Regions from separate parts of the Homo sapiens genome. Here region 2 is linked to region 1. Evidence: chromatin contacts called from ENCODE POLR2A ChIA-PET data. All regions are on one chromosome and are shown on one strand. The core of a region is the stretch at or near the end of the contact, and the rest is flanking DNA. Distances in the headings are between cores, read along the strand shown. Region 1 has its middle 3.2 kb from the start of H2AJ. Region 2 holds the start of RERG-IT1 (RERG intronic transcript 1).

Region 1 (4,283 bases), core at 1,105-3,604:
CAGATGGCTTGTTTGTCTAAAAGAAAGATAATTTTGTTGAATATAGGGTTCATCTCTCCTTTGATTCCATACTTTGGGGTTAAGCAAAGCTGGCTTTTTTATTTCATGGCTTGATAAAATTATCAAGGATCTATGAGCGTGGTAACTCATGCTTATAATCCCAACACTTTAGGAGGCGGAGGCGGAAAGATCAGTTAAGCCCAGGAGTTAGAGACCAGCCTGGGCAACAAGGTGAAACCCCATCTCTACAAAAATTATTAATAAAAAAATTAGCCAGGTGTGATGGCACACACCTGTAGTCCCAACTACTCAGGAGGCTGAGGTAGGAGGATGGCTTGAGCCTAGAGGTGGAGGCTGCAGTGAGCTGTGATCACAACACTGCACTCCAGCCTGGGCAACAGGGAGAGATCCTGTCTCAAAAAAAAAAAAAAAAAAAAAAAAAAAAAAATCATGGTTCCAAGTTACTGCCCAAAAAAGCCATCATTCTCTTTCAAGTATGTATATGTTGAAATCCAATTTTCAACACGTAAGCTTTCCTTCCTCCACTTACGGAGAAAACAAAATAAAGCTTTACAGTGATAATTTCATATCTACCTGAAACCAGTTTCATTATTTCTTCCTCTGCTTCTTCTTTGTTCCTCTTACTCTCCATTTCTCTCTTGGAAAGCTAAACATTTATTGATTTTTTAGAAAATTGGCTTGTCAGAGTCCAATTTCTCATGTTGTAATCATTCTAAAATGCCTACATTGGCTTTATGAATAAGTTACCGCTGTTTTTAAAACTTCTTTAAAATTTATATGTAAAAAATTATATTCAACTAAAAAGAATGATGATAAAGGATATCTTTAAGGGTTCTTTGCCAATATTTTTCTAGGTTTTTTTTTTAGAAAAATGTTTTTGCTGTCACCATGTATACCTTGAATTTCCATATGTGCAGTTTAAAAATGTAAAGGGTAAAAATGCATTTCGATTCCAATTCCATTAGTAACATGAGCCAGCTTGTCACCATTTCATATGTGTGGAAAAAAGTAATAACTTTTAAAGACCAGTTTCTAGTTATATGGCAAAGTATAAGCAAGCAGGGGGTATGAAGAAGCACAGCGATCCAAATTGTGGAAAAATCTCTACTGACACTTTCTCTCCTGGTGCCCTTCCGGCTGCATCCTCTCCTCTCTTTAGTGATGCTTCTTCCTCTGCCAATTGATTAAATCTCACAGATCCTCAAATTCTGTTGTGGCAATTTTTGATATCGGTCTATACTCTATACATGTATATGTTCTTTCTGGATGATTTGATCTACTCTGGCTATTTTTAGTTATGACTCCCAAATAATTATCTCCAATCCAGATTTTTTCCCCTAGATTCAGACCCAAATCCAGTTGCAGGAGTTACCTTTTGACCCCCATGTCTTCGTGCATGCTGCCTCTCAGCCCAGCTTACACCTCCCACCAGCCAGTGTGCCCACGCAGCTGAGTGACACAGGTACCCATATTCCCTGTTCCTGTTAACACCCTGAGCATCTCCTTTTCTCTACATGTACCCTGTTATTATCTTCCTTTTGAGTGTGTGTCCTATGAGAGTTTCTTGGCAGCTGGTTACCAATCACAGGTGTAACACATAATATTGTTCAATAAATTATTGAACAAACAGGGTCCATTTTTAATGTGTGTGGGTGGACTTAACAAGCCATAAATTCTAAACTAGGTTGTCTTCAGGGGCAAAACCAAAAAACAAAACACACACACAAAAAACAACGAAAATGCAAATTCAGATTCACAAGCTTTAATCATTACTTTTTCTGTTATACATTGAATTGTGGATGTCCTTTAATTAGTAAAACAGCCACTAAAATTGTTTTTATGGTTTGCTATCACAAAAGTCGAAGGATTGCTAGAATGCTGTTTACCTGTTTCAACAGCTCCCATCAACTACCGCTACTCACTTTACATAGAAATAAAAACAGCTACTATTCATTGAGCCTATTTCTATATGGGAATCTTAGTGTCCTCACACACATTAATTCACTCAATTCTCCCCAAACTCTATGAGGTAAACTATTATGCCCATTTTAGAGATGAAACTGAGGTTTAAAGAGATTAAGTTTCCAAAAATCAGATAACTAATAAGGAGTAGAGTGAATCTGAATTTAAGTCTCATTGCAGAGAGCTAAAGTTCTTACACAGCATGGTATGCGACCTTTCAACCACTGGAAGGGGCATTGTGAAGTTTGCATATAGTATGCCAGTCATCACCAATTATGGGGCCTGACTAAGCCTTTTGATTCCAGGCAGGCACAACTAAACAGACCAGTCCTCGGGGACACAAAGACAAGACTGGCCCTGCAGGAAAAACAAAGATCAAACAAATCCTGGCCAAGCCACAGCCACACTGAACGGCTTGCTTATCTCTGCAGGAAAGAGTGTGTGTGTGTGTGTTTGTGTGTAAATAAAACTATGGATTATAACTCTATTAAAAACTGGAATTCAGTTCCCATCAGATTTTGTCTTAGGCCTTTTTCCATATGGTCTTATGCTTAAAGAAATACTGGCCTTTTAAATTCATAATCACACATCAGCAAGAACTACTGTTTGTTCATCATGGATCATGGGCTGAGCTGATTTTGTAGGAGTATGCATTTTAAACAGCCCGTAAACTATTCGGGTTAAAAAAAAAACTCTCAAAAACAAAAATGGTGAGGGGCTGACTGAACGTTGAGGCAGGCAGAGTATGTGAGGGGATGCTAAGAATCCTTTGGGTAGTGGTGGGAGAGGCGGGTGGCGACAGGGCAGTTACAATGCCTCGTATCTTGTCTATGTTGCTCATCATGTAACAAGAGCTGGACAGATTCCTGTGAATCTTCCCAGGGGAAGGCAAAGGTGCTTTTTCTTATGAATGTCTTGATGTCCCTTGTCCTTATTTCTTCATCATTTTGGTAACAATCCCTCAGATGCCTCATCCCTTTAAGAAATTTAGACTCAAATGTCAAAACCATATATGCATTTTGTTCCACTGACCCCAAGTGGTAACTGTGAGTAGTAGTTCTAACAATGAGGCATTTTTTAAAAAGTCCTATTAATGTTTACCTATAATTTAACCTATAAGGATAAACCCATACCCCCATTGAACATGGTACTTTTTTCCATTTATTGTCTAATATGTGGCACACAGTAAATGAACAATCTCAATCCTTAAAACAGGTGTTATGACTTTTACATATGACAAAACCACAGAGTAAATAGCAGAACATCTCGAACCTGCCCAATAATTTGCCTCCTAACAGAGGTGTGTACGGCCTGACCTTTGTACACCTCAAAAATGGCAACATGGGAGAAGTAATTCCATCATTCATCCACACACAGCAGAGAGGTACAAGTACTAACAGAAGCTGATCTCTCATATTAACGTATGTATTTGTTCCTTGTCCCGTCTTCAGGAACCAATAAAAATAAAGTGAGCTCCGAGAGAGTGGAAATCTGGTTGGCCTCATTCACAGCTCTACTCCTATCACTTTGTACAGAGCCTGGCATAGACAGCTGTTCAATAAATACTGGGGACAAAATAAAGTCCATGTGGGAAAATGGGCCAGCCGCTACCAAGGATGAAGACATACAATATATACATATATTTTTGGGGAAGACTTCAATTCCGACTCACAGGAAAGATGAATCCAAAGATGTGAAATCTGTACTGGGATCTTTTTTGTGGGGTCTGTGAGCCAGGATGAAATTTGCTGAGGATGAAATAAATAGGAGTGTCAATTAAGGGCAGAAGATGATTACTAGTGTTAACTTTTCAATGTGGATTCCTGGTCTGAAATGTGTTTCCCCCTGCACTTACATATTTGGTCCTATCTTTCCTTACATGTTTATTAAAGCAATATTGTGCCATTAGGCAATGCAACTCCCAAAGACATTACTGGAATGAGGTCATTGCTTCAGGCTAGTGGGAGAATATAAGAGAGTTCAAACAGGTTATTTGTTGGGTAAGAACCCCTAAAAGCAAGAGGTTTTTGTTTTGTTTGAAAGCAAAGTCAAACCGATTCTCAAAGTGAATATGATATGATGAAGACAGGATCATTATGAAGCTAGAAACTTGACAACATCACTTTAAAAGCTCAAGCATATGTAACCCACGACTAAAGGCGCTGCAATGTTATGCAATATGACTGTCAGGGGAACGAATTTCCAACCTCATGACTCACTTATTGAACGTTTCCTTCATTAAAAAAAAAATATGAACATAAAAGTGCTATATAAAGATATCTGATATCCAAAGCATGAAA
Region 2 (4,680 bases), core at 5-2,504, 340 kb before region 1:
GTACTGATGGAAGTAGAAGGCAAGGATATGGCTGGCGAAGCTGCATTCTACAGTTTGTATTTTGGACAGGAGATTATATTTACAGTAAAGTAACAGAAAACAGCGGTCAAAAAAGGACTGCAAAATAGTTGATGAAATGAAAGTCAGAAACATGAGGTAGATAGAAAAAATAATTACAAAACCACCGGCTTACAGGCTACCCCCATGACAACAGAAACTTCTGAGTTTATTGTGTTGGTTGGTTGGTTGGTTGGTTGGTTAATGATTTGGGTAGTTTGGGTACAAAGAATTGAGTTAATAATCATATTAATCATACCGCTCTGTTTCATGGTGTTATGCTATTATTAGTGTGTGGGAGGCCTTATATTATTCCTCTTTCTTTTCCCTTTCATCCCTTATTTTGACACCCACTGCCTTCCTCTTTCCTTTAAGTGCAGAGTCTAATGTGTTTGAAACTAAGCATGGTATTTACAAGCCTGAACTCCAAAGCTGGTCTTCCCTGACTCAAATCTCGCCTCTACCATTTATTATCTGTGTGACCTTGGGCAAGTTATTTAATCTTGTTACAGCTCAGTTTCCTCTTGTAAAATGGAGCTAATAGCAATATATACTTCATTGGATATTTGTGAGGATTAATGAGTTAACATAAGTGTTTAGAACAGTTGTTCAAATAGAAGCAGTATGCGCTAGCTATTATTATATATTTACTTAGGAAAAATAGTGTTCTGTGTATATATATTTTAAATTTAAATAACTTTTATATATTTATATATATACACTTCTAATCATTATAACCAAATCTGGTATTTTTAAGATCCATGCATTTTTCCATATTTACTTCTAGTCTTCTACACGGTATTCTTTACTATGCCACATTTAACTAATCTCCCCAATGATAAACACCTAAGTTGCCTCTAATATGAGCTACTGCTAACATCACTGGGGAAAACATACCTTTAAATTGGTGGTTCTCAAACTTTAGCATGCACCGTAATCACCTGGGGGACTTGTGAGAACACAGATTGCCCATAGGTCTGGGGTGGAGCCTGAGAATTTGCATTTCTAACAAGTTCCTAGGTGAGCCAGATGTTACTGGTTCAGGCACTACACTTTGAGACCCAGTGCTGTAAGAACCTGGACCAGGTTTTTTCTAGTGCATGTACCTGAGAGGGAGATTGCTGAATCATAAGGTACGCCCACACCGAACACTAGTGAATTGCTCTTCAAAATGATGTACCACAGTCTACACTCTCATTGTCGGTGTAGAGAAGCTGCCTGTAACCTAGTCAGGCATTATATTACCTAGCTTTATAACTTTATAATTTTTGCCAATCTTATGGTCATAAAATCATCTTATAAGCTTCTCTCTGGTAAGTAAGCAGGTAGAACATCATTTGATATATGTTTTTGCTAATTGGGCATCCTCCTATGTGAATTTCTTCTTTGTATACTTTGGCCGTATTTCTTTCCTGTTCACTTATCTTTTTAATTTCTAAAATTTCTTTCATACTTTAGATATTAATCAACTTTTTGCTTATCATGTTTCAAATATGTTCTCCAGTCTTTAGCCTATTTAATATTGCACAAAATTCTTAATTTTAATGTAGTCAACCCTTTTATTTTTTATCTCATTTTTTTTGGTCTGTGCATGAGCTTTTATATTTTCTTACTTTTAATTTTTTTAACTTCAGGTTTCACTCTTCAAATCTAGATGAGTTTAGATCTCTAATTCATCCAGATTTACTTTTAATATATGCCCTAGAAGCCCAACTTTATTTTGTGCATTTAGTGGCCAATTCTTTTCTTATTGGTTCTAATCCAAATGCTACTGATTGAACCATTCATTATTTCCCTAAGTGACTTGTGGTGCCACCTCAGTCATATACTAAGTTCCTATATAAATATGAGTCTATTGTTAAGGCCTTGGTAAATTTGTGCATTCTGATATTAGTACCACACTGTTTGGAGTAATGTTATATAGTATTATATAATTTTAAATAAGTTTCTTGAGCGTCTCAAAAAGTCCAGCTGGACATTTCATTTGAATTGCATTAAATTCTAGATTGATTTTGTGGAAAACTGACATGTTTTTAAAGATGTTGTTTCTCCATTTTCCTAGGATTTTCTTATGTATTCAAGTCTTCATTTTCTGTTACAAACTTCTAAAATTTTCTATTCTAGAAAATTTTTGTTTTTGTTTTTGGAGGGTTTTGAATGGTTTTGTTCATTTTTATTACTTCCTAAATATTATTTATTTTACTACTATTGGAAGTAGTTTCCTGTTTTCTCTTACCTTTCCTACATGGCTTTTGCTGATACAGAAGAATGCTAGTGATACTGTATTTTTCTGCAGAACTTATGAGTTTGAAATTATTGCTTATAAACTTCGTATTATTTTATTTTTATTTCAGCAGAATGTACAATTTCTTCTTTTAATGCCAAGTTTTAATTGCATTGTCTCTCTTAATTTAATGGCAGTATTGTCAGATCTTTATAGCTCTGCCCTCTTTTTATATCTTTTCAAACACCATGCTTTGGTTTTGTTTTCTTTTTCATGATGTTTTTTCTTTTATTTCTTTTCTTATATTATCTTGAATTTATTCTGTTTCTTCTCTTCTAATTTATTGAGTTGAATACCTAGTTCACTTTTTCTAGATTTTTAAGAGTTATAACATCTTCTGGAATCAGACAAGTACATTAGTTCACATAAACTTGCTTCTGGCCTTTTCCCCCATCTTCACCCTGATATACTGATAGAATCATCTAGAATTGTAATGCCAGGATTGATGTTGATGTAGTGTTATTGTTTTGATGGACGTCTTGAATTCAGTTTCACTGGCAAAAAGTCCTACATCAGTCTGAGTCATATCTTTTTGTAGGTGATGTGCTTTATTCTCTAAATCCCTTTAGACTTCTTCCTCATTGATATCCTTAAATTTTGTCATAATAGGTTTAGATATAGAGCTTTTTCCTCATGCGTCCTGCTAGTTCCTTTGATCTTAAATCTTTCATTGTTCCCTCACGTTGAGAAATTCTCAGTCATTACAACCTCAATAATTTCCACTCCTCTATGTATTTTATTCTCTCCTTTGAGGCTCATTTTATAAAGGATACTAAGATTTCTTGTTCTATTATCCATACCTTTTATTAAATTTTACTTTTACATGTTCCTTTGTTTTACTTACTTACACTTACTGACACTTCTGGGAGAGTTCCTCAACCTAACTCTCATCAGGTCAATCATTCATTCATTCGGTTCTTTATTTCTGTTGTTCTAGTTTTCATACAGAGAAGCACCAGTTGGCACTTATTTTTGACCCGTGGTTTCCATTTTATGTGAAGAGGGGCATACTCAGGGCCACCCAGTCTTCTTGCACCTGCTAACTTCTCCTTCCCCTCACATAGCTTGGTGACCACTCTGCTGTTGATCCACCAACCTCCAGCTGGTACTGAGCATCTGCCATTTTTCTGCTTTGAAGAGGCAGCATAAGCAAGAGGACTCCATATAGTTCCACCTCCCCTCCATGCTGCCCAGCCCTCCCCTACTTTGGATTACTGTTCCTCACCAACCAGCCAGTACTGGGGTCTGACCACCTTTTACTACCCCTAGAGTTTCTCGTAGTTTTACATCATTTGGCAAGAACCATTCACTTCCTGGTAATATCTCTTACATTTCCAGAGCTGAGGTTTGAAAGGAAATTAGTAGCTTCTGTTGGTATGTTATCTTGTTAGAAACAGCAGTTTCCAAAAACTCGATTTTTAGAAGGACCAAGGCAGAATGCATTTTGTGAAAATCACCTTCTCAATTTACATTGTTGAGGTCTCATTATAGAAGGAAAAGAGCACCAGGGAGCTGGCTTTTCAGAAAAATAAAATGGAATCTTCAGAGGAAAGGATAGGGCCAGGCACGGTGGCTGAGGCCTGTAATCTCAGCACTTTGGGAGGCCAAGGCAGGCGGATCACTTAAGGTCAGGAGTTCAAGTCCAGCCTGGCCAACATGGTGAAACCTTGTCTCCACTAAAAATACAAAAATTAGCTGGGTGTTGTGGAAGGCACCTGTAATCCCAGCTACTTGGGAGGCTGAGACAAGAGAATCACTTGAAACCCGGGTTTCAGTGAGCTGATATTGCACCACTGCACTCCAGCCTGTGCAACAGAGCTAGACCCTGTCAAAAAAAAAAAAAAAAAGGAAAGTATAGGGTAGCAAAGATGCAAAGAGATTCCCCCTATTCTACATTCTGAAAGTCGGTGACACCCATGTTAGAACTTGGTATGTCCAGGAGCTAAGAATGAAGATTCTACATTTTTGCACATCTCTCCTCTCTTTCCTAGACTACACAGTTCCTTATGCTGTAAAATCAGGAATACTTCTCCCATGCCCATTTTCAGTTTTAAGGATCAAATTAAATCTTGCATTTATTTATCTTTTTGTCTTTTTTATTTGCTCATTCCCTTAGAATCAACCTACCGACACCAAGCAACCATCGATGATGAAGTTGTTTCCATGGAGATACTAGACACTGCTGGTCAGGTGAATAAAGAGTTCAGCTAAAATATTTTTCTGGATCAAATAAAACTGAGAAATCTATGCTATGAACAAAAATAAGGCACTTTTCTTCAACTAACTTTTGCATGCCTAAAACCTTTTTCTCTAATTAACTAGCCATTTTATATATTAAC

Evidence for each region. ChIA-PET counts read pairs that join two places held with the same protein, here RNA polymerase II (POLR2A).
Region 2: POLR2A ChIA-PET joins it to region 1 with 19 read pairs in activated CD8-positive, alpha-beta memory T cell. The contact joins the promoter of RERG-IT1 here to the enhancer-like site in region 1. POLR2A ChIA-PET finds 5 or more read pairs at or near these places in 3 of 52 experiments (AG04449, activated CD8-positive, alpha-beta memory T cell and activated T-cell).

What each region holds. Positions count from the first base shown.
Region 1 is chr12:14,775,487-14,779,769 of GRCh38, reverse strand. It overlaps a transcript of H2AJ not described here. Among named protein-coding and RNA genes, the nearest start is that of H2AJ, 3.2 kb to the right of the region's middle. RefSeq lists enhancers at 4,255-4,283, 4,111-4,283. Within about 2 kb of position 2,354, at least 8 of the 41 ENCODE cell types and tissues checked have a DNase peak (open chromatin) inside an H3K27ac peak, as active enhancers do.
Region 2 is chr12:15,111,195-15,115,874 of GRCh38, reverse strand. It overlaps RERG-IT1 (RERG intronic transcript 1), which reads left to right and starts at 1,254. Exons shown (of 2, transcript NR_046560.1): 1 at 1,254-1,370; 2 at 3,406-3,512. It overlaps RERG (RAS like estrogen regulated growth inhibitor), which reads left to right. Exons shown (of 5, transcript NM_032918.3): 4 at 4,458-4,531.